Linked DNA regions of Mus musculus: regions 1 and 2 are each linked to region 3. A link is a loop called in an ENCODE intact Hi-C map of the cell type or tissue named here. Cell type or tissue: left cerebral cortex. All regions are shown on one strand. Links, peaks and the distances in the headings refer to the core of each region. The heading gives the core; the rest is flanking DNA.

Region 1 (7,456 bases), core at 962-5,961, 100 kb after region 3:
GCTCACACCAATAACCCGAGCACTTGGGAAGCTGAAGCAGGAGGATTGCTATGAGTTCCAACCTGAGCTACAGAGTGAGACACTGTTTCAAAAACATGTCAAAAAAAGCAAGAAGGAGGAAAGGAGGAGGAAAAGGGGAGGCAGGCTGAGGAGACGCTACATCACCAAGTGCTTGCCACACAAGCAGGGGAGCCATATTCAGATCCTCGGCACCCGAGTTTAGTCGCTGAAATCTCTGCTGGGGAAACAGCGGCACACAGATCTCACTGGCCAGCCAGGCCAGCCAAATCAGTGGACTTCAGGTTAAATGAGAGACAGTCACAAGCAAACAAAAATGGTGGCAAGCAACTGGGAAGGTACCCAGTGTTGACACCGGGTGTTTCAACACACATCACCAATGCAACTTAGGAGAGTAAAGAGTTTATTTTACCTTCTACTTCCAGATAGCAGTCTATCATCCAGGGAGTCAGGGCAAGAACTCAAAGTGGGAGCCTGAACTCAAGCCTGCTTGCTAGTCTACACAGCAGTACCTTTAGTCAGGGAACTCACACACAGCAGAAACCATGGCGGAACTCTGCTTTCTGGCCAGCTCGCAGACCTATGCTTTGCTAGCTTTCTTACATAGTCCAGGACCACCTATGCAGGGAATGGTGCCGCCCATAGTGGGCTGGGCCCTCCTCCACCAATGAACATTCATGACAGTTTCTCTGAGACATGCCGCCATCCAGTCTGATCTAGGGAATGCCTCTCAGTTGGCTTCCTGTTCAGGTGGTTTCTAGACTGTGTTAAATTGGCAGCTAAAGCTAATGAGAACAGGCAGCATGGCGACTTGGGAGTTAGCGCTGCTCTTTGGGATGGAGCAGACATGCAGCTGCAAAGAATAACTTGTCAGGACACGATTGGATTTTATATATACTTGATTTTTTGCTACCTCAGAAAGCACTTATACCTACCGCTGCCCCCCCTCCCCCAGGATACTGAACATTTTGTATTTGAACATATAATTGTCTAAATTACTAGGATAGTCTGTGGAAAGGAATACAGGCTGTAGAATCCCAGGATTTCAGCTTACAGAAAGAGAATTCCCTTAAAACCTTCAAGGTATGCCAGCAAGAGTGACGAGGGGCCAGGGATGGCAGCCGACACCTATCATCTCATTAGCGGCCAGGAGGATTGCCCCAAGTTTGAGGTCAGCCTCAGATACAAAGTGAGTTCTAGACCAGCCTAGGCCCATGTGAGACCCCGTTGGGGCGATGGCTGAGTAGGTAAAGGACTTGCTATACAATCGCGTGGACCTGAGTGTGGATCCTCAGTGTCCATGTAAAAGCCAGGCATGCATGCCAGTGTGCCACTGTAAGCCAAGGGCCAGGGAGGCAGAGACAGGAGGATGCCAGAAGCTCCCTGGCCGGCCGGTGAATTAGTGTGTTCTAAGTTTAATTCCAGACCCTTCTTCAAAACGCAAGAGGGAGAGTAAGTTGAGAAGATAGTTGGTAGCAACCTCTGACCTCCATGTGCGTGTGCACATACTCACACATATATGTGTATGTGTGTGTGTATGTGTGTATGTATGTGTGTGTGTATATATACATATATACACACACACACATACAAACTCAAACAAGTACATATATTTACAACATTTAGGTACACCAAAATGGAGAGAAGGGAGGAGGGAGGGAGGAGGGAAGGGAGGGAAAGAGGGAGGGAGGGCAAATCATAAATGATAATAGCAAAACCCTTCAGAACCTCTTGAGGTATGTTTGTCCCAGTAAGTTGATGCAGGCAGACTCGCTGAACCTCTCTGCTTAGAAGCTACCCCGGGGACCCCTGTCATACACCCGCAGGTCACTTTCCCTAGCATCTTCACCTCCCATCTGGATACGTATCTCATCTCCTCCCTTTGTGGGAAGAAGGGGTCCGTGACAGATGTAGAAATCACTGTGTAAACTCCTGGCCATCGAGGAATGTCCTGGGTGCCTTCTAGTCATGCAAAGCACCTCAGATCCCATCCTGAATTTTCTACCGCTTGGAAGCAGTTGAACGTTGGGGGGCATGTTGAGGGGCCTCATCCTGGTATCTAGAGCAGCTTCTCTATCTTGATGGAAAGACAGGATGTGAGGTCTAAAATAAGACATGTGTAGGAGGGCATATAGCACATTTGCCTTGGAAATCGGATTATATTTACAGTAAGATAAGAAGATAAATGTAAAATTCCATTGGCATGGGCTGTGGGGCGATTGCATGGAAGTGCCAGGATCGAAGGCATCTGCAGTTACAGTGTTAGCTAAGAATAGAACGTTCCATGGGCTCTTCTGATGCATTCCCAGTCTTTGTTGAGGCTCTCCATATGCTTATGCATAGGGTAGGGTGACGCTTCCATCAGATTCTGGCTCCCAGCCCCTGCCTCCTATTTTTCCATCTACAAGATTATACCCCATGGTCCCTGCTCATGTCCATGTGCTTATAGGGGTGGTATATATGCATAAGTGTGTGTGTGAGGGTGGAGGTACATGTTGGCCGTGGGGACCTTGGCTGTCACTCTTCGGCTGCTGGTGGTCCATCTTGTTTGGAGCAGACTCTCGGGAGCCTGGAGCTTGCTGATTGGCTAGCTCTAGGGATCTTCTGGGCATCTCCTCCCAAATACTGGGGTTATAGATATGTTCTACTGCATCTAGACTTTTAAAGCGTGGGTTCCGAGGGATTGGATCCATGTGCTTTGTTGTCTGAGCCATTTCTCTAACTCAGGAACTTGTGTTTCTTGGGGTGCATGTTAAATGGTCCTGTGACACATAGTGGCTTTTGTAAGACAGAAGAGTGTTTGTGGCCCGTGAGTCTAAGGGCTTCATTCTAGCTGCAAGGGAGGCAGGGTGGGAGCTTTTCTTTAACAGTCCTTGTCCCGCTAAAACTCCATTCCCGGGAAAGGGAGGCAGAACGGCTGAAGCGGGACCCAGTCTCCCATATGCCGATGTTACTAGGATGCACACAGCCAAGTACCTGACAAGCAGCGACTTGAAAGTTTAACCAGCTCTCAGCTTTAAAGGGCAGGGCAGGGAAGGGGGCGAGGGTGAGCACGGGGCTGCTTGCTCACATCTGGACAGATCAGGAAGCAGAGACAAGACAGACAAGACAGGAAGTGAGGCTGGACTATAAACCCCAAAGTCCCGTCCCCACCCTCCACCAGTGACCCACTTCCTCCAGTGAAATTCTACCTCCTAAAGATTTCAAAGCCTCCCAAATCAGCTCCCTGAGCTGGGGATGGGGGGTGGGGTGGGGGTGGGCGTGTTCATATGTGAGAGCACAGGAGCCTGAGAGAGGCATTTGGCATTGGATCCATAACATGAGTTATCTGATAGGGCAGAGGCAACAGAGAGTAGGCAGAACTTGGCTGTTGATTGGCAGGAGGAGCAGGAGAGAAGGGTAATAAATCACTCCTCCCCTCTTCCAGCTTAGGAAACCAACGCTGGTCTCAGGGGAAGCAGGAAGTACTTAATAAAGGAAGTAAAGGAGTGGAGAAGAGGTCTGTGGTTGGGACGCGTTGCTAAGAGCCCCCGAATGCTTCCCTGGGGGAAGTAGTCAGCTCTTGAACTTGGCACACCGCAGGAAGGACCTGGCCAGTGACATGGGGAGAGGCAGCCTGGGCTGGCTTAGTAGAAGGCCTTCCCACACAGCCCTGACTGTGCTCCCTCCTTGGCTGTCTTCATCCACTTAGCATATTATAGCAAACACCATTACATTCCACGCCTCAGGAAAAACAGACACGACTCCTCGCGGCTCCGGAGGCCCAGGTGACCAAGACACGGGAGGCAGCAGATTCAATGTCTGGTTCATGCCTGACATTTTTGCTGTGTCTTCACAGGACGGGAGGGACTGTTGGGTTCCCTTAGGCCACTTTTAGGAAGGTGCTAAACTCATTCCTGAGAGCCCCATGCTCCAATCAAATCACCCCTTAGACCCACCTCTTGATAGCTTCACGGTGGGGCTTAGAATTCCAGGGTGTGAATGTGGAGAGGAGACCACCCATTCAGCCCGCTGCACCGTCCTCCTGACACTCTGTTCCAGCCCCAGGCTGTGTGTGGTCCAACTGAGCTTCTCCCCTTCAATCGAGAAGCCATACCTTCTGATGATGCTCATCTCTGAGTGGCAGCTCTTTGAAGAGCCCTTCTCCTCCCCTAGTCAGCTCCTACACATCCCTTTCCATCCAACTCGAGAGCCACATCCCATCAGGAGAACCTTCATGACAAGGACCACGTCTCACCCGATTTTAGTTCCCAACACAGCGGAACAGAAGGACACAGGGCCCTCCCGAGTCTGAGGGACCTCCTTGGAAGCACAGGGTTTTCTCTGGGAAGAAGAAATGAATGCCGGGTTTAACAAAACAAAAGCTGGCTGCAGTATCCACAGGCAGAGAGGCAGCAGGTGGCAGGTTCTTGTGAAAGGGTCTAGTTACCCTGGTGCTATAGAGTGACACACTGGAGCTCAGCATGCTGCGGGGCGGGTTACACTCATCCCACTGTGAGGTGACCTGCTGTCAGTAGGTGAACAAGGCAAGTTGAGAGGCACCTGCGGACAGAAGACAGTCCTGCCTCACATGTTAGTGGGGAGGATCAAGAGGCACATTAGCGTGGAAGATTAAACGCCAGGTTTGAATCAGTCGGATTGTGTAATATTAGACAAAACAATGATTTTGTCCCTGCAGGGCCAGTGTAGGAGAGCGATGACTCTCAGAAAGGCAGAAAAGACACAGGTTCATTTTGAGACAGTTTTATGAGGCAGGGCATGTGTTGGGGGTGCACAAGATAGGTCAGAATTCATGTAAAGCTTTTCCTTTCTTGTCATGTGGACCATGGTGCCACATAGACACCCAGCTAGAGCTTGTGACCGTGACCCTCACTAGTCCATAGAGGGCTGGGGACGTGTGCAACTTCTTTCTGTAGAAGCTTCACTGACAGTTGAGACACTGGATCGGGGAGGATGCCTACAGTTACTAACGGCGGCATGGCCGCTCCTTCTGTGGTACCCAAGAGGGAAGCCAGTGCCACGATTCTGAGCCAGAACTGCAGCAAGCTTTAAAATACAATACGGGTCAGGATGGACTTTGGTCACGACCACTCCCTGGAATCCCCAGCTGAGTGATGACAAGATATGTGTTATAGGGGCAAAAGCATAAAGCCACTGTATTTTCCCATGTGGCTTTGTTATTTTCCAAGAACTACAACTCCCAGCATTCCAGGAACTTACACGGTCGGTGGGCATGTGGGGCTTATAGGTAAACTTTGGCTCAGACAGTAGGTATGGGCTCTTACAGAAGGTTTATCCTACATATGAGAGAGAAACCAGCCAAAGGCATCTTTCCAGCCTGAACATGGCCGTGAGAGGAAGGGGTGAGGGAGAACGAGAAAGGAAAAGAGAGAGGAAGCAAAGAGAGTCCCTGGGAACCCAGACCAAGAGGACACCGGACACCAAACCAAAGTGGCTGGCTTATGCAGGAATCAGATTAGCTCAGGGGTTGGAGAGATTCAGGGTAGGGGGCAGGGTGAGAAGTGCTGAGAGGAACCAGGGCTCCAACAGGTATTGGCCAATGCCGAGAATCTGGCAGCCAGTGTCTGCCTTGATTTGTTAAATAGACACCTCAGACATAGGTTAATGGAGGAACAATGATATCTTTTTTGTATTTATATTTATATCTTTTGCCAAAGATTAGGACAGTGCTTGCTGTTAACAAATGACAACCATCTTCTTTAAGTCTCTGAGAGAGTGTCGACTCTTGTCTAAATGCCAGACTTTGGGAAAAGGCATGATGTCTTGAGACCTAACGCAGTAGGTGGTACACACTGGTCTCAGATGGTAAAGAGCTTGCTGTGTAAGCCTGAGAATTGGAGTCTGATTCTCCAAAACCCGGGTCAAAAACCTGGGCATGATTGAATGCACTTAACCATCCCAGCCCTGCGGAAGTGGAGGCAGGCTGGTCCCTGGAGCTCACCAGCCCGCCAGCCAACCCAGCATAACTGGACAGCTCCAGGCTCCACTTTAAAAGAACACAATGTGCCCAGTGTCTGGGTGGCCTCCACCCATGTGTGTAGTATGTGTATCTACACACGCACACATGCATGAACACACACACGCACACATGCATGAACACACACATGCACACATGCATGAACACACACACACGCACACAACGATACTTGGTGGAGTGGAGGGTGGTTCTTTTGCCACCTTTTTCTGCTTCCCTTTACAGAGAGGTCGCTTCAAACTGCCCCAAAAATGGGTGTGGCAGAGTTAGGCAGAGAGGATCCTGTAGCTGCCGTAACAAGTACTATAAACACGGCAGATGGGGGTGAAACACCAAATTCAAGGTATCAGTAGGGCTGATCTCTTCTGGAGGTTCTAAGGGGGAACTGAGCACACCTGTTCCCCCAACTCAGGGGACTCCTGGCGGTCCTTAGAGTTTTGGGCTTGCAGACACACATCCCTCCCGGCTCTGAGCCTGACTTCTCTGTATATCAGTGTCTGTTTCCCTAGCTTTCCTTTGAGAGAGTTACTGGATTTAAAGTCCACCCTAAGGTGGGCGATCTCATCCCAAGGTCCTTGCCTGTATTACATCTGCCAAGAGCCGAGTTTCAGTTCAGCTCATGGTCACAGAGACAGGGTTAGGCTTAGTGGAGGAGAGCAGAGGGGAGTGAAAGAGCCTTTTTATCAGTAGAATCCTTGTGATTTTTTTTTCCCCCACTAATGGTGCCAGATGGAATGTGAAGTGGATCCCGCGGTCTGAAGCACCCATTTTCTAAGACACTAGCACGTTGTGTCTAATGCTGCTAACGGCATCCCTCCAGCTCCCGTGTAGGCTCAGGCTAAAAGTAGAGATGGCTCAAGGTTAAAGCCCTTGCCGTGCACACTTGAGGCCCAGAGTTCAGATCCAGAATCTAAGTAAGTGCTGAGTGGGTGTGTGTGTCCCTCCTGTCATGAAAGTGCTGAGTGGGTGTGTGTGTCCCTCCTGTCATGTAAGTGCTGAGTGGGTGTGTGTGTCCCTCCTGTAAACTCCAGCCTCAGAAAATGAAGGCAGGCCTCCTAAAGCCTAACTGTAGGAAACAGGTGTTTAAAACATGAGTCTGCGGGAGACATTTCAGAGTCAAACCATAACTAACACATACACACACACACACACACACACACACACACACACACACACGAACAGTTGTGTTTGCATATGTGTATGTGTCCCCGTGTGAAGGCCAGAGGTCAACCTTGCATGTCATTCCTCCAGAGCCATCTACCTTGCTTTGTAAGACAAGGGTTCCTTACTGTGACCTAGAATTTCACAATTCTTCCCAGTTGGCTGGCCACAGACCTCCCCCGAGGCATCCTCCTGTCTCTACCTCTTCATCCTTGGAGTTACAGGTATGCACTGCTAACTAGGGGTTTCCTTGACTCGGGTCCTGGAGAATCCACACTCAGG
Region 2 (7,456 bases), core at 962-5,961, 120 kb before region 3:
CTGAGGAGAAATAGCAGGCAGGGACAGATGGATGAATGAGCGGGCCTCTGGGGAGAGCTTCCTGGCCTCTTTCTCCCAGTGTCCTCACGTCGCCTTTCAATGTCCCTGTGCTGGTACTGGGATGGTGAGGCCTGTTGCATTGGTTTGACTTGAATGTGCAGACCACCTACCCTGACAGAGGGCAGCTCAGGCAGTGACTTAGGACATGTGTATATCACAATTGGGGCCCCTCAGCATCTGCCTGACCCTCTGCTCTTCTGTGCACAGCAGTATCCAGCATGCTCCAAGGTTACAGCTCCGTGGTCCAGGCCTTGCTGGGGACCTTCTTCACCTGGGCAATGACAGCAGCCGGGGCAGCTCTCGTGTTCATATTCTCCAGCGGGCAGGTGAGTCGCTTCGCTTCTGGGGATTGGCAGGGACCCTTTGGTGACCTTTGGAACCTGCCCCTTGCCACACAGCACCGCCGGGCAGCGGCCACACAGGCAGGTGGTGGGATGCTAATTCTTCCCATCTTCCTTGTTTTCTCTCTGTTTCCTTACTAGGCCAGGGAGCAGGCACCCATTAGTGGTACACAAGCCGGGCATTGTCTTCCCCTCACCTGCCCCTGGCACCCAAACTCAAAAGGGCCAGGGGGTGAGGGAGTAGCCATTGTGCCTTCATTAACCTGCTGCCTCATTCCGAGCTCCCGTCTAATTCCCTGCACGCCCAGAGCAGGAGTACTACGCAGGGCCCAAGACGATTAGCTTTCAGGTGGAACTGCCCTCCCTGTGGCCATGATTGAGCTAGACAGTTGGTTAGGGGTTGTGGGAAGGAAGGGGTCTGTTTCTCTACTACCCCAGCCCAGGGCATTTCAGTCCTCCCCACTGGCTGAAGATCGGCAGGCTCCCCTCCTCAATCCCCTGTAGACTTCTGTCTACCCACCTCAGTCCCCACATGCTCTCCCCCCCCCCCCCAATGAATACTGATAGGTCTGCTTCCTCGTTCTCTCTCCTGATAACCTGTGAGCCTGCCCTTGCCATGAGCGCATCCCCTCTCCTGGATGAGCGCTGACAGCCACCTTGTCCATATGCATACTGAGTCTCCTCAGCCCTTCCCCTCATATGTCCTCCGTGCATCCTACAGAGAGCCCCCAGTGTCCTTAGTCACTCTCAGGCCATATGTTCTGGCCTCACATCCTCTCGAGATCTTGTGCATCTCCCCATCTTTTCTTCCTCTGCACCCCACATCCCTGGCATCCCTCATCCACCCTCCCTCTACACACACCCTGCCTTACTCTACACCACAAGCACAGCCTGTGCCCACCTCCTATGCCTGAAATCCCTTTCTCCTCCCACCCTGAGCTGCTCCCAGTTTCAAGCCCAGAGCTACTCATGGCTGTCTTGAAGAATGTAACCCTCGCCTTGCTCAAGGGCAGTTGTAGATGCTGCAGGAGTGGCCCATGAAGAAGGCAACTTAGATCTCTTTAAACACACTGAGCCCTGGATCTAGAAAGGAAAACTTGTGTAGAAAGTCAGTGTCTCGGGCCCCTTGTGTTATAGACCAGTTTGGCAGGTCCTGGCTCCAGCTATACTATCCTGCCTCCCACACTGCTGCCCCCACCCTAACAGGGGGAGGGTGGTTAGCACAAATCTATCATTTGGAGACTTGGGTCTCCAACTACACAACCAGGAATTACAGGGTACTCAAGATTTCAGTGCGTAAGACACCTAGGGAGGCCGAATTCATAGATAGGAATAGAATGGCTTTTGGCAGTAGCTAGGAGGAGGAAGAGAAGAAGAAGGAGGAAGAAGAGGAGGAGGAGGAAGAGGAGGAGGGAGGGAGGAATCGAAAACATCTTGTTTAAAAACATCTTTTTATTGGAATAGATGTACTCAGAAAGGTGCACATTTTATACCTATGCAGTTTGATTATTATTTTATAAAGGCCCATGTATCTGGACCTAGATCAGGTGCCAGCTTCTCACGGTCCCTTCAGGCTCCTTCCCAGTCACCACGCCCACTCAGACTTTCACTCCATGCAAAACACTCCCACGCTGCCCGTCTCTCCTACAGTGTAGACATCACCCCTGTTTGGCTGCTGCTGTCAGGTTCTCTGCTCACATAGCTGCTACTGTTCTGTGTTGGGCTGAATCTACCCTGCTCAGTTCCCAGTTTACTTAATGCTTCTGCCTGTTGTGTACATACATGCATGCACACACACAGTGTGTTCTTTGTGTGTGCAATGTGTGGGCATGTTTTCTCTGCCCTGTGGTATTTGGGTGTTCTTGTTGGTCTATCTGTCTTAAAGAGTCCTTAAAGAGGACTTTGTGCAGTCTCTGGTTTGGGGCTCTTGGTAACAGCGCGTGGATTTGGGGATTCCCAGAATGCATTTCTGTCATTTCTCAGCAGTGACGAGTATACTGCAGTCACTTGCTGTCAGTCCCACTACACGGCTTTCTGTGTGACGTGGCTGTGCCAGTTTGTGTCCCCACCCGTGTGACTGTTTGTGTTGCTCCAGTGTTCCTCACTAGCCCTTGGTCATTTCCACATTTTAGATCAACTACTTCCTAAGGGCATTAGGGGTGCTGGGTAAGAAATAAGGTGTGGGCCTGTGCATTCCAAGACCACCTCTCCTGCCAACTTCTGGTTGACACTGGAATGGGTGTCATGTTTAACTGTGTCCATGTCTTCCTCCTCCTTCCCCTGTTTTTGGCCCATTCTGTAAGGTCAGGAGGTCACCACCAGCTTAGAAGTAGGTCAGTGACCTTTGAGCCCTTTGGGCTTTATGACAGTCTCCGTACTGATGCCACACACACCATCCTGTGGTCCTTGGAGACTGAAACATCTCCCTTTTTCATTTGCAGAGGCGGATCTTAGACGGAAGCCTGGGCTTTGCCGCAGGGGTGAGTTCACAGTGGGTGAAGTGTGTTGATTCTAATCTTTCCCTCCCTGGGGCTGGTGCCAGCCCTTCTCCACACCCGTCCTGATGTGCTCTCTGTAGGAGCTAACTCCTCCTCTGACTGTCTTCACTCCCCAGCTTACGAGGTACTCTCTACTCTTTCCATGGAGAAGGGAGTGGTTCAGGACTTAGGAAATAAGATGACATCAAGACTAGCCTGATAAATGACAGGAATTTAATGTCTCCTTTTCTTCTCCTTGAAGGGCGTTCAAAAGGATTTTTTTTTGTATCTTTATTATGTGTATGTGTCGGGGGCGGGGTCTCGGGTGGTGTGTGCATCTGAGTACAGGTGCCCCCTCCACAGGTCAGCGATGTCAGACCTCACTAGAGCTGAAATTACAAGAGGTTGCAAAGCTCCTGCTATGGGTGCTGGGAATCGAACTTGTCATCTGTAAGAACAATATGTGCTCTTGACTGCTTCCCCGTCTCTCCAGCCCCAGGAATTTTTATTTTAGGTACTTTAAAGCACACAAGAAAAAAAAAATCACCCATAATCTTTAGCCTCACTACGCAGTACCCACCTTCAGTCATGATTGACACTTGGCAAATCTCATTTTATCTGTCTCCCTTCTGCCTTCTTGGGAGCTGAGAATGTTTTATAAAAGCAAATCCCAGATCCATGTAATTTCACCTGTAAATTCAATATGTATCTCAAACTGAGTGACTTCCTGTGAAACCGCGAATCAGTATGGCAGCGTCTCATCTGACAGAAGGCAAACAGCGATTCTTCTCTGTGAGCGAATGCCCGAGCCGTGTTCACATTCCAAGGGGGCCCCCCCGCGAGATTGTTCTGCAAGAGCGGATCCAAAGAGAATTTGCTGGCTGTTTTCTCTAAGTCGCTCAGGTCTCCCCCATTGCGACCCCCCCACAAGCTGGTAATTTGTTGGAGAAGCTGGGCCTTTTTTGTTTCTAGAAGGTTCCACATTCTGAGTTTGGTGGGTCCTTCTGTTCTTGATCTCTGCAAACTCAAGAGATAGTCCTAGAGGCTTAGTTCAGATTTTATCTTTTTTCAAAAATCATTTCAATGAGCCAATCGATTGTGCCTGCATGTGAGCGTACCTGTGCCACAGCATATGTGTAGAGGTCAAAGGGCAGCTTGCAGGAATTGGTTTACTACTACTGCCATGTGTGACCTGAGAATCAGACTCTCGTTTTTAGGTTTGAAGGAAAGCTTCCTCCCCTGCCCCCGCCCCCCCCCCCCCAGCAACTTTGCAAGCCCGGATTTTATTTTTCATGTGTGAGCACATTATGGTGGTGCTGTATAGTCCAGCTGTATGGCTGTATCAGAAGGCACAGACTGGGGGCTTTCTCTTTGAGTAGAGCAGAGCGCGGTTCTTACTGCCGTCTCCATAGTCCTTTGAGCTGGAAAAACTTGTTTTGGGGTGGGACCTCGCTGAAGTCATCTAAGCCACTGACTGTCAGACCAGAGCCTGTCCTTAGGGAACCTGGAGATTCCCAAGCTATAAACAGGTGCACAAGAGTTGTAGCAGAATCCATCCCTAGGCCTTCAGCTTGCATATATTCCTCTCCATAAAACTCCTCTGCCTGAAAATGCTCTGGAAGCCAGCTCTCTTTCCAGCCGTCTCCAGACAGAAGACCTCAGCCTTGCCTTATTTCAGCAGTAAAAACTCCTGGCAGAAGTTGAGATTTAGGGTCACATTACCCCCCTTTTAGGCATGCCTCCTGTGGCCTATGGACGGCTCATAAAGCCCCATTTTTCAAATGTTCGGTTACCACCCAACATTACACTTACAGAGCTGTGAGGGTTATTCCATAGCAACTTGGTAGGACTCTGAGCTTCCTGCCGAGCGATCCCATTTGACAAGCTGGTATGTTGTAATGTGTGAAGATCCTGAGAGCCCTTCTCCAGCCATTGTTCCAGCCTCACCTCAGGCTCCTCCACAGCACTGTTGTTAAGTGATGGGTGAGATCCTTAGGGTTGGCATCATGCCAGCCTCTCACCTTTTCTGTCTTTGGACTCAGCCCGACTCTCATGGCCCCCAAGTGCTAGCGATCTCTGAAGGCTCAAGGGTATTGTGGTGGCATCTCTGGCCCCAGCCTCCCCTTTGCCCCCTCTACATGTGCAGTCATGATGGAGGGTGGCCTGTTCAGCAGTTCTAACGCCTGACAGGCAATGCTAGGAGAACAGTCTATGGCGAGATGAGGGGGCGAGGCACAGTAGGGAGAGAGCCAATCGGGAAGAAGACAGATTATTGTTGTTATGATTGTATTTTTCCGTTTGATTTCACGCTCAGACTTCCAGTGTGACTGTAAACAGTGTGAGGGAGGGAATGACTTATGTCACCGTCTCCTCCACAGGGCTGGGATGCAGTGATGTTTGTCTTGGTGGAAGGGTCCCTTGCTTTCTCTTGCCCTAATGAGTACCCGGGGTGGCGTGACCCCTAAGGTCATGAGTCCTTCCTCTGTAGTCTCCCGAATAGTCACCACCCTTCTGCGTAGCCCACTCCCCCCATCTTGCTTGTACTGTACCCAGTTAGTGTGAAGGGGTGGCTTACCCCTAGCCTGCATTCCTGCCCGGCTCCCCTTTATTCCCCTGCCCTGCTTTGTAGGTCTGGGCCCACTGTGCAGATTGGCTACAGTATCCTTGGGATACTGTACATGGTCCTTATTGATCATGATGCCCCCATTGTCCCTGTAAGGAGATGGTGAAATTGATGTGAACAGGAGAGAAAAGGCCCAGAGATCAGGTATGGCTCAGTTGAAGAGCACATATGTAGCATGTACAAGGCCCAGGGTTCAATCCCCACCATTTCCCCCAAATGAAACAAACACCCAGAGATTCAGGCTACACTTTCACATGGCCCTCTGTATGTTGAGTCACCCCACCTCTGTAGGTTCTCTGTTGGAACTGGTAGATGTCTAGTAGCTGCCCCTTTAATGGTACTGGCTCAGGCCGGTGCTCACAAGATGCTCTTTTTTAGCACGACTGAGCCATGTCGCACCCGTCTGTCCAGCCAGTAGCTCCTCTCTCCATTCATCCAGCGGAAACCTGTTCCAATTCCCTCACCGTGTCAACTTCTGCCTGTCAAGAAGTTGTGATCCATGGGAGGGGTGTGCCAACCAGTCTGGTGGGCTAAATCCACCTGCTTCCTGTTCTTGTGAATGTAGACAGTGCACGGGAGCGAGCCACGCCTACATGTCACAGTGCCTGTGGCTGCTTTTGCATCACTGAGCTCCAGTTGAGCCTGTGGCTCACAAAGCCAGAGCTGTCCGTTCTTTGGACTTTAAAAAAAGTTTGCTGGTTCCTGAGGTGGTGTTGGGGGCTGGGTATTCCGAGGGTCTGGTGGCGGTGTGAATAGCCAAAAAGGAAAAGACCACTGCTCTGATCCACTGGGCCCAACTGTGGGTTCTAGAATGCTCTCTGGAGTGTCTAGTGTTCCTGAGTAGGTGATTTCCTGGGAAACGCTGGGTTTGTGTGGACCTTGCAGAAGAGGCTTGGTCCTTTTTCCTTCCTTCGCCGAGGTCCTGCGAAGCCTTCAGAGGATGGCTTTGTAGCGTAGTGTGGTGACTTATGCGGACTCTTACACCATTTTTCATGTCACCTAGGACACAGAGTTTCAGGACTAGAGAGATGGTCCAGTTAAGAATGTGTGCTGCTCTCTCAAAATACCTGAGTTTGGTTCCCAACACCCACATTGGGCAGCTCACAACTGACTCCACGGGGGTAGGGATGTGACTCCTCTGACTTCCCTGGACTCCGTGGGCACCTGTACTCTCTTGCTTACATCTTCACAGAGATACAGACATGCACAGAATTCAATTATAGTAATAAATCTTAAGAAGGAGGTCTCCAGAGATGGTCAGGGCCAAGGCGTTGTAATGGTCAATGTTGACTGTGAACTTGATGGGACGTAGGATCAGAGGGAAACAAACCTCTGGAAGTGTCTGTAAGGGAGCGTCTACAGCAGTTTACCAAAAGTGGGAAGATGCACCGCCCCACAGACCAGGGTCCTGGACTGACCACAGGGAGAGAATGAGCTGAGGACCAGCATCCCTCTCTTCTGCTTGCTGCCTGTGAAAGCAGGGGACTAGCTGCCTTTTGTCCTTGTTGTCATGATGTCCCCCCATCCCCTGCCATGGCCGACGGCATCCCCTCAGACCATAAGCCAGAATAAACCTTAAGTTGCTTTTTAACTGGGTATTTTGTCATGGCACTGAGAGAAAGGGACTAATTCCAGTGTGTAATGGGAGATTGTGAAAGCAAGCCACGATTTCAGCACAAACCCAGCTCAGTTTTACAGCTGCCTTTCTTAGCACTGGCCTAGCAGAGCCGTTTGCCCTGGAGCCTTTGGCTGTTGAGTTAAGTAGCCCGGGTCTGGGAGTGGTTGCCTTCACACCTATGTAGTAGTAGGCTGCATGTTGCAATCACATGGAAAGATTATATTAAGTTTTAAGATACATTTGTTTGTTTAGTCTGATTCCTGGAGGTCAGAGGGCAGCCTTCTACCCTGTGAGTCCCAGGGATCAAACTCAGGTTCTCAGGGTTGGTGGCAAGCAC
Region 3 (7,456 bases), core at 1,205-6,204:
CCAGCCAGATCAGAGGGACTGACTGGCTCAAGAGTATCTAGCGGAGCGGCTGGAGAGATGGTTTGCTCTGTCCAAGTGTGAGGACCTGAGTTCAGGTCCCAGGAGCTACCTAGCAAACCAGGTATAGTGCCATGCACATCTGTGACCCCAACACTGTGGGGCGTTGGAGACGAGAGGATTTCTTGGGGTTGCCTGTTGTCTACCTAGCTGAAAACCACGTTAGCTCCAGGTTTAGGGAGAGACCTGGCCTCAGAAGGAATTAGGAGGAGAGAGAGAGAAGGGGACTCCGACTGCTCCCCTCTCAGTTCCATACACACATGTACACATAACGCATACGCCATATGCACCTAGACTGCATTCCCACACTCACACCCACGGGTTGTTTTTTTTTTAAGTATATATAAAAATACATACTGGAGAAGATCCCTTAGGCTGTCACGTGGCATGCCTGTGGAGAACTCATTTGGACTGTGGGCACGTTGCAATTCTTTCACATCATGGCGGTTCAAGCCCATTTCCTCCCTTTCGGTCTCGGCCTTGTGAAAAGCTTCCTCGTGGATGGCCACCAGCTCTTTCACCAGCTCTTTCAGTTGTAAGGCCAGTGAAGTTTTATTTTGAAGTCTTCGTTCTCCTCTTTCTCCTTCACTAGGCTGTGGGGTTTCTCTCCACAGTGGGGTGCTCCACTCGGCTGTGGGGTTGCTCGCCACGGTGGGGTGCTCTCCACCGTGGGGTGCTCCACTGGGCTGTGGGGTTGCCTGCCATTCCTTACTTGCCCTTGGTGCTCCCATGGCCTGACTCCTCCCCCCACGCCCCCCCCCCCAAATCTGGCTCTTCCAATTCACAGCTTCTCCCAGATGCGTTTCAGTTGAAAATATTTCTCCATGAGATAAAGCCTGGCTTTCCTGGTCTCTGGAGCCGGAGCCTGCCCTGATGGTATCCTTCCAGCAGCTGCTGCAGAGAGAATGATTTGAAAACTTCTAGCAGGAAGTGGGCTGGGGAGCCTATATTGCACATCCTTGAACATTTGGATTGTGGGGAGCAGACCAAAGAAGCCTTTGGTCCTCTCTAGCAGCCCTGTTTTCTGTGCACTGGCCAAAGCATCATTGGGAATATGGACCTGTTTTCTCCTTTGAAGTCCTTTACTGAGAACTGAGTGACATTTTTTTCCTGGGAGACACAGACAAACATCTAATGACCCTAGATAGGAAACGAGTGATAGATCCAAGCAATGATACTCCGAAAGGCAAGTTCAAGGAACCTGTGAGTTTATCGGGTCTCCTTGCAAGGGTGAGTGAGAGATTAGTTACAGGGGCAGGATGACTCAAAGGCATCCCTGAGCCCACTCCCAGCCCCAAGCATGGGAGGTACCTCTTAAAAGCTGGAGCTCTGGTGTTTACTGTAGGACTTTAGGTGGCTCAACACGGCACAGAGTCTCTTCCAGGCAGCTCAACTGGTCTGTGCTTCTCCAGCAGCTCTGCTGGTATGTGTCCTGTCCAGCGATCCTTACTGCCTGTAAAACCTTGAGGAGGGAGGGGCTTTGTGTATCTCATCAGTTTCAGGGACTTTCTGAGACTTGTGAGTCGTTTGTTTCCCAAGTCTTAAGGAGTGTCTTTCCAGGATGGAATATTTTAACTCAGAGGAAGTTGCCATACAACACCAAGCAGGTACTGAGGTCAGAGGTCTCAGGTCACTGAGGGCAGAGTAGGCAGCCCTTGACAATACAGAAATGACCTTAACTACACAGATGATCTTTTCCCTAATTCCATTACCCTCTCCAAGTTCTCATGCCCCTCTTTAATTTGCAGATGTTCTGAAAAACGTTGATCCCATCTCAGGGTTAAGAAATATCCTGCATGTGTATGTCTGTCTCTGTCTGTCTCTCTGTCTCTGTCTGTCTCTCTTTGTCTCTCTCTCTCTCTCTCTCTCTCTCTCTCTCTCTCTGTATGTGTGTGTGTGTGTGTGTGTGTGTGTGTATGTGTGTGTGTGTGTGTGTAACGAAGAGTTTTCCCTTTCTTGACTGACAAACTGTCTGCTAGTGGTATGTAACTCTGCCTGGGCATGTTTGGTGAATCCCTCTTATGGCCTCACCATGAGTTGAGGTATGGAAGCTGTGGGGTCCCTCCTGGTAGAAGTCATACCTGGTAAACAGAAACTAAGATAATATCTGCATTCAGGAAGACAGCTTCAGTGGCCACAGGAAGGCCTTAGCCTACCCTTGAACTTGGCCTTTGGCCCATGTCTAATCTTTAGATTCCAGCCAAGACACTTTAGAAAGGAAGTGGATGAGGATTCCTGTAAAGGAGAGAAGCAGGACATATATCTGGTGGCCTTGGGATAGTGATGTCCTGGTGAAGTGGCAGCCAGGTCCACATGTGGCCATTTCTAGTTTAGAAAGCCTAGAAAATAGGATTAGAAAAGGAATGGAAGTTTCCTTGCACAGTGGAACTCTGTGGGACCAGCCTTCAGGACTCCCAGAAATGCAGGATGGATTTTGTTAGAGGGCAGAGACCTGCCTGTGAGAAAAGTGGTGGATGTATATGTTTATGTATGTGTTAATTGTAACGGAGTCCATTTCTCCCTTGCTGTCATAAGGTTTTGAGATTTTTCTTGTTTGCCTGTGTATGGCCATGCATGTTTCTGTGCACACACGTACAAAGGGCACGCTTGTCTGCATGCATCCACGTTCCACCTCTGTGAATGTGGCTGACAATATGCCGTGTCTCAGAGATTACAAAAACTGTGGAGATTAATGGGGCACTCAGAGGCAGTTAACTCCAGAGCTGGCTCACTGACTGAGCAGAAATTCCCATTGTTCTGAAGACAAGCTGCTCCCACTTGATCCCCTCTCAAGAAACAAAAGCCTCCTTTGTGTGCGCCTGTGTTCCTAGGCAAGGGCAGACGTGTGGACGTGTGTCGCAGTAGACAGCACTAGACGCGGACAGATGGTGGTGTGGGTGTGAGTGGCTGGCTCCTGTCTACACAAAGGGAAAAGGGCGGGTTTTTGAAAAATGTCTACTTAGCAGAGTTTTTATTTTCGTGGATTCAGGGACATTTTAGTTAAAGGTGTGAATCCAGGAGCTGTGGGGTGTGAGCTGATGCCGGCTGACGGGCGCGTGGGACCATCTGGGCTGCATGGCGTGTGGTTACTGTCAGCCTGGCTCAACTCTGCCCACTGCCAGGATTAACAAGGGGCCGGCACATGAGTGTAGCACACAGGGAAGGTTGTGAGTGTAACACACGTGGAAGGTGGTGGGGTGGGTAGAGGGAGGTCGGTAGGAGTGAGCTGAGCCAGAGGGTCTCATATGTACCCAGGGGACTTTTAACTTACAGGGAAGACCGAGTGGGCACAGGGAGAGAGGGGCCTGTGCTGTGAAAAGGAGAATTTGTGACTTAGATGTCACACACCATGGTAGGTAGGGCCAGAGGAAATCGGCAGGAGGCAGAAGTCAAGACTGCCAGGAAAGTCAGAGTGTGGGCTCCCCTGGAGAAGGAGGTTCCAGTGGGGCTGGAGAGATGCTCTGCAGACAAGCTCCTAAGCTCTTCCAAGCACTCCGGTCGGATGGCTCACAACCGCCTATAACCCCATTTGCAGGGCACTTGTCTCCCTCTTCTGGTTTTGCAGGCGCCCTCACACATGTGCCCATAATCCACACATACATATACATGATTAAAGATTAAAAGCTGTGCTTACAAACAGGAGCATAACATGGCTGTCCTCTGAGAGGCCCTACCAGCAGCTGACTGAGAGAGATGCAGAGACTTAGAGCCAACCATTAGCCTGGAGTTGGGGACCCTTATGGAAGTACGAGGGGAAGGATTGGAGGAGCTGAAGGGGGTGGGTGGCAACCCCAACCCCATAGGAATGCCAACAATCTCAACTAACCCAGCCCCCTGGGAGCTCCCAGAGACCAACCAAAGAGCATACATGGTCTGGTCAGAGGCCCCTGGCACATAGATAGCAGATGACTGCCTGATCTGGCCTCGGTGGGAGAAGATGTGCCTAACTCTCCAGAGACTTGAGGCCCCAGAGAAAGGGGATGTCTGGGGTCGGGGGCACAGAGGGGAGCACCCTCTCAGAGGCAAAGGGGAGGGGGAATGGGATGAAGAACTATAGGAGGGGGATCAAGAGAGGGGCCAATGTCTGGAATGTAGATAAATAAAATAATTACATTTTTTAAAAAAGAAGCAAAATGGGTGTGTGTGCGCGCGCACGCAGTGGACAGCATAGGACAGGCCATTGTTACTGGTTCTGCTCGCTGTGAGCTGTAGCTCTGGCCCTACCTGCCTGGGGTCAGCACTGCATTACTGAGGACATGGCTGGACATGGCTGAGGCGCACACGAGAGACACACCCTTAAGACTCTCTGTCCTCTTAACTCTCTTCAGGAGGTTTAGCTCGCCATGGAAAGGGGCAGTACCTACACCCTAAATCTATAAGAGCTCACATATGTTAAAATGCGTTAAGACTGGATATAAAAATAGTAATATTAACTAGTGCCCATGATTGGGGATGACAGTAAGTTCTTGAGGTTGTGCAACAAAGAAAAAATGGACGCTCAGGTTCAGGCAGCAAAACATCCACAGATGGAATGAAAATTCATTTTTTTTCTCCTTCAAGAGAATTAAATTCCAAAATCTAGGGAGCAACTGGCCTGCTTTAAAACCCAAACAGACCTACCATGAGCAAGAGAGAGGCTCAGGCGCTCACACTGGTGTGTGGGGTTCGAATCCTTCTCCAAACCCCACTTCTCAGCGGCTTCCTATTTACACTTCCCAGTGCTGCTGTGCAGACCCTTGGACATTTGAAGTCTTCCCTCATGGAAGGGACCCGGGGGACATCTGAGGAATACATACTCGAGGATTCCTCTGATTGTCCTAGTTGCTGGAGAAATGGCACACCAGACTGTCATGCAGTGGTGGTCTCCATGTCACGTTCATTGCCCCCAACCTCATGGATCCATCGTGAAAGGTCTCAAACCTGGGCCACGCACAGTCTCCGTGTGCTTCCAGAGATGACTAGTCCACATATTTTCCTATGCTTGCCCGTAACCTCATACCCATGCTTGGACTCCTCCTCCTCTATGTATGAAGCCATCTCCTACTTCTCTGGACCAATCGAGCCTCCCGGGACTCCACCCACTTCCTTGAATTTGCCTTCCTGTTGCTTTCTGCCTGGTCACCTCAGAGGAGGCGAGTTCAGTCAGGTCCCCGCCCTTCTGCAGGATTCATGTGCCTGGCCCCATGATTGCTCTCCATCTCCTTTTCTGCAGGTTCTTGCCCGCAAGCTCTCCTTTATTACCTTCACAGCATCTGCCCTGAGGGCTCTGTTTATTTCTCTCGAGAATGCTCAAAAATTCTCATTAAAAATGGTATTTTTTTTTTTTTTGCCCCCAACACACCGCGGTTTCTTACTACAACTCTGTTTCCTCGCTGTGGGTTTACTTTTTCATGCAGCTGTACTGTGGCCCAAGGATATTTTGCCCTTTCATTATAGATCAGTACTTTTCAAAATAACTAGAAGTTAGCAGAATAGTTTTATCCTGTTTCTTGCTCAAGAGGGGAGTGGGGGTGGGGTGGGGAAGCAGCTATGTTATGTCTCTTGATTCATCCAGGAAACACGTCTGGGGATGCCCCTGGTGGTCTGGGTGTCTGCACATCTGGGGATGCCCCTGGTGGTCTGGGTATCTGAGAGGCTGTCTTAGTTAGGGCTTTACTGCTGTGAACAGACACCCCAACCAAGGCAACTCTTACAAAGGACAACCTTTAATTGGGGCTGGCTTACAGGTTCAGAGGTTCAGTCCATTATCATCAAGGTGGGAGCATGGCAGCATCCAGACAGACATGGTACAGGCAGAGCTGAGAGTTCTACATCTTCATCTGAAGGTTGCTAGCAGAACACTGACTTCCAGGCAGCTAGGATGAGGGTCTTAAAGCCCACACCCACAGTGAAACACCTACTTCAACAGGGCCATACTTTTTAATAGTGCCACTCCCTGGGCCAAGCATAAACACACCTACAAGCTAGTTGCCAACGGAAGGAGGAGGAATTGGAGAAGGTGGGCAGAGCTTACAGCTGGAGCCCTGATGTAGATGATAGACTGGGGTTCAATGAGGGATCCCGTGTAGCACTGATGTTACGGTCACAGCTGTGTTGCCTCCATGTCTTCGGTACACAGGCCCAAGCTGAACACTCTGCTCTGGTTGGTAGCTGATGCTTCTCATCCGGCATCCCTTTGTAGTCATCGCTGTGATAAACAAACTTTGTTTTGTCTGTGAGATTTAAAGGAAGTTGCTGGTTGGGAGCTGGGAAAAAGAGTTAAGATTGAACTAAAAAAAATAAAATCATTTATGCTTGGACCTCAAGCATGGCTCACTACTGTTTGAACATTTTTATTTGAGTTATCTTTATAAAATGGTCATTCTTGTCTCTTTGTAGGCAATGTTCACAGTAACTTGGCTGCCAGTTGGTGAGAGACTTCAGTCAGACTCCAATGTTCTCATGCCCGCCGGGTTTCTCTTCCCATACTGACCCAACTTCCCTGCTAAGACTTTGACCCCTTCATTTTACTTTTGCTTGCTTATTTTGTGTGAGACAGGTCCTCATGCATACCTGGGCTGAGGTCAGGAGTTTTGCGCTGTAGTTACAATGATCTTGAACTCCTGATTCCCCTGTCTACATCTCCCAGGTGTTGGAATTACAGGCTTGTGCCGTCACATCTGGTTTTCTGTGGGGCTGGAGCCCAGGCCTTCACACATGATTGACAGGCGTTGCTAGGCAATTACTCTAACAATGGAGCTATATGGAGCTATATTCTGGGGCCCTCCATCCCTTCCTGAGGATATCCGGAAACATCCTCATTGTTTCAGAGCAATGACCCTTTCTATTTGAAGATCAAAAGTGTTGATCCGTCTGAACAAGGGGGAGTCAGGAAAAGGCCTGGGTTTAGAGACTGGAAGACCCTCCCCTAAGCCCTTTCTCCCACAAATGCCTCTGGCATCTTGTTATGGTGAGAAGAAAGGGAGATGCCAAGGCTCACAACCCTGTGGGGCTCGTTCATAGCCCAGATAGCTAAGAGCAGCTGTCCCAGAAACCAGTTCCAAAATCCCTCACTTTCAGTACAGACACAGGTTGGAAGAGTCTCAGATGCCGGAGGACAGTCCCACCTGTGGCAGGGCCAAGAGAAGGGAACACTAAGGACGGGAAAGAATGCACGGGCAGGAAGCTCTTCACACCAGCATTGTTAGAGGCCAAGCATGGTCAAGGATACATGGAACATCTATTGCACTGGTAGGGAGATGAAGTCAGGCTGTCTACAAGCTGTTGTCTCCTCTCCTCTCTGCCATATCTATGCACAGATTCTCCAACCGTAGCACACACACCGTTTGCCGTGACTAAGGACCAGCCACTCACTCTCCTCTCACATCTCCACATTGTCCCTTCTTCCCGTGTTTGCCCT

The links. Hi-C counts contacts between places; a loop is a spot of excess contacts. Peaks named below come from ENCODE experiments on the same cell type or tissue, not always from the same donor. Only the 100,000 strongest peaks of a DNase experiment are listed, where the experiment ranks them.
Region 1: a loop joins it to region 3, with 6 times the contacts of the local background. A loop is called at or near these places in 2 of 42 quality-filtered maps.
Region 2: a loop joins it to region 3, with 2.3 times the contacts of the local background. A loop is called at or near these places in 2 of 42 quality-filtered maps.

The regions. Positions count from the first base shown.
Region 1 is chr11:113,330,727-113,338,182 of GRCm38, reverse strand. The region is part of intron 6 of Slc39a11 (solute carrier family 39 (metal ion transporter), member 11); the gene reads left to right. Among named protein-coding and RNA genes, the nearest start is that of Gm51926, 6.3 kb to the left of the region's middle. In left cerebral cortex, for the core only: no CTCF peak of the experiment used is centred there; DNase peaks (open chromatin) are centred at 2,275, 2,695, 3,403 and 3,645; H3K27ac peaks cover 2,541 bases.
Region 2 is chr11:113,554,936-113,562,391 of GRCm38, reverse strand. It overlaps Slc39a11 (solute carrier family 39 (metal ion transporter), member 11), which reads left to right. Exons shown (of 10, transcript NM_027216.5): 2 at 268-386; 3 at 2,843-2,881. The coding sequence starts at 279. Among named protein-coding and RNA genes, the nearest start is that of Slc39a11, 7.2 kb to the left of the region's middle. In left cerebral cortex, for the core only: no CTCF peak of the experiment used is centred there; DNase peaks (open chromatin) are centred at 1,252, 2,029, 2,400 and 2,928.
Region 3 is chr11:113,435,235-113,442,690 of GRCm38, reverse strand. All of the region lies in intron 5 of Slc39a11 (solute carrier family 39 (metal ion transporter), member 11), which reads left to right. Among named protein-coding and RNA genes, the nearest start is that of Gm51928, 20 kb to the left of the region's middle. In left cerebral cortex, for the core only: a CTCF peak has its summit at 3,591 (motif pointing left); DNase peaks (open chromatin) are centred at 3,000 and 3,525; H3K27ac peaks cover 409 bases.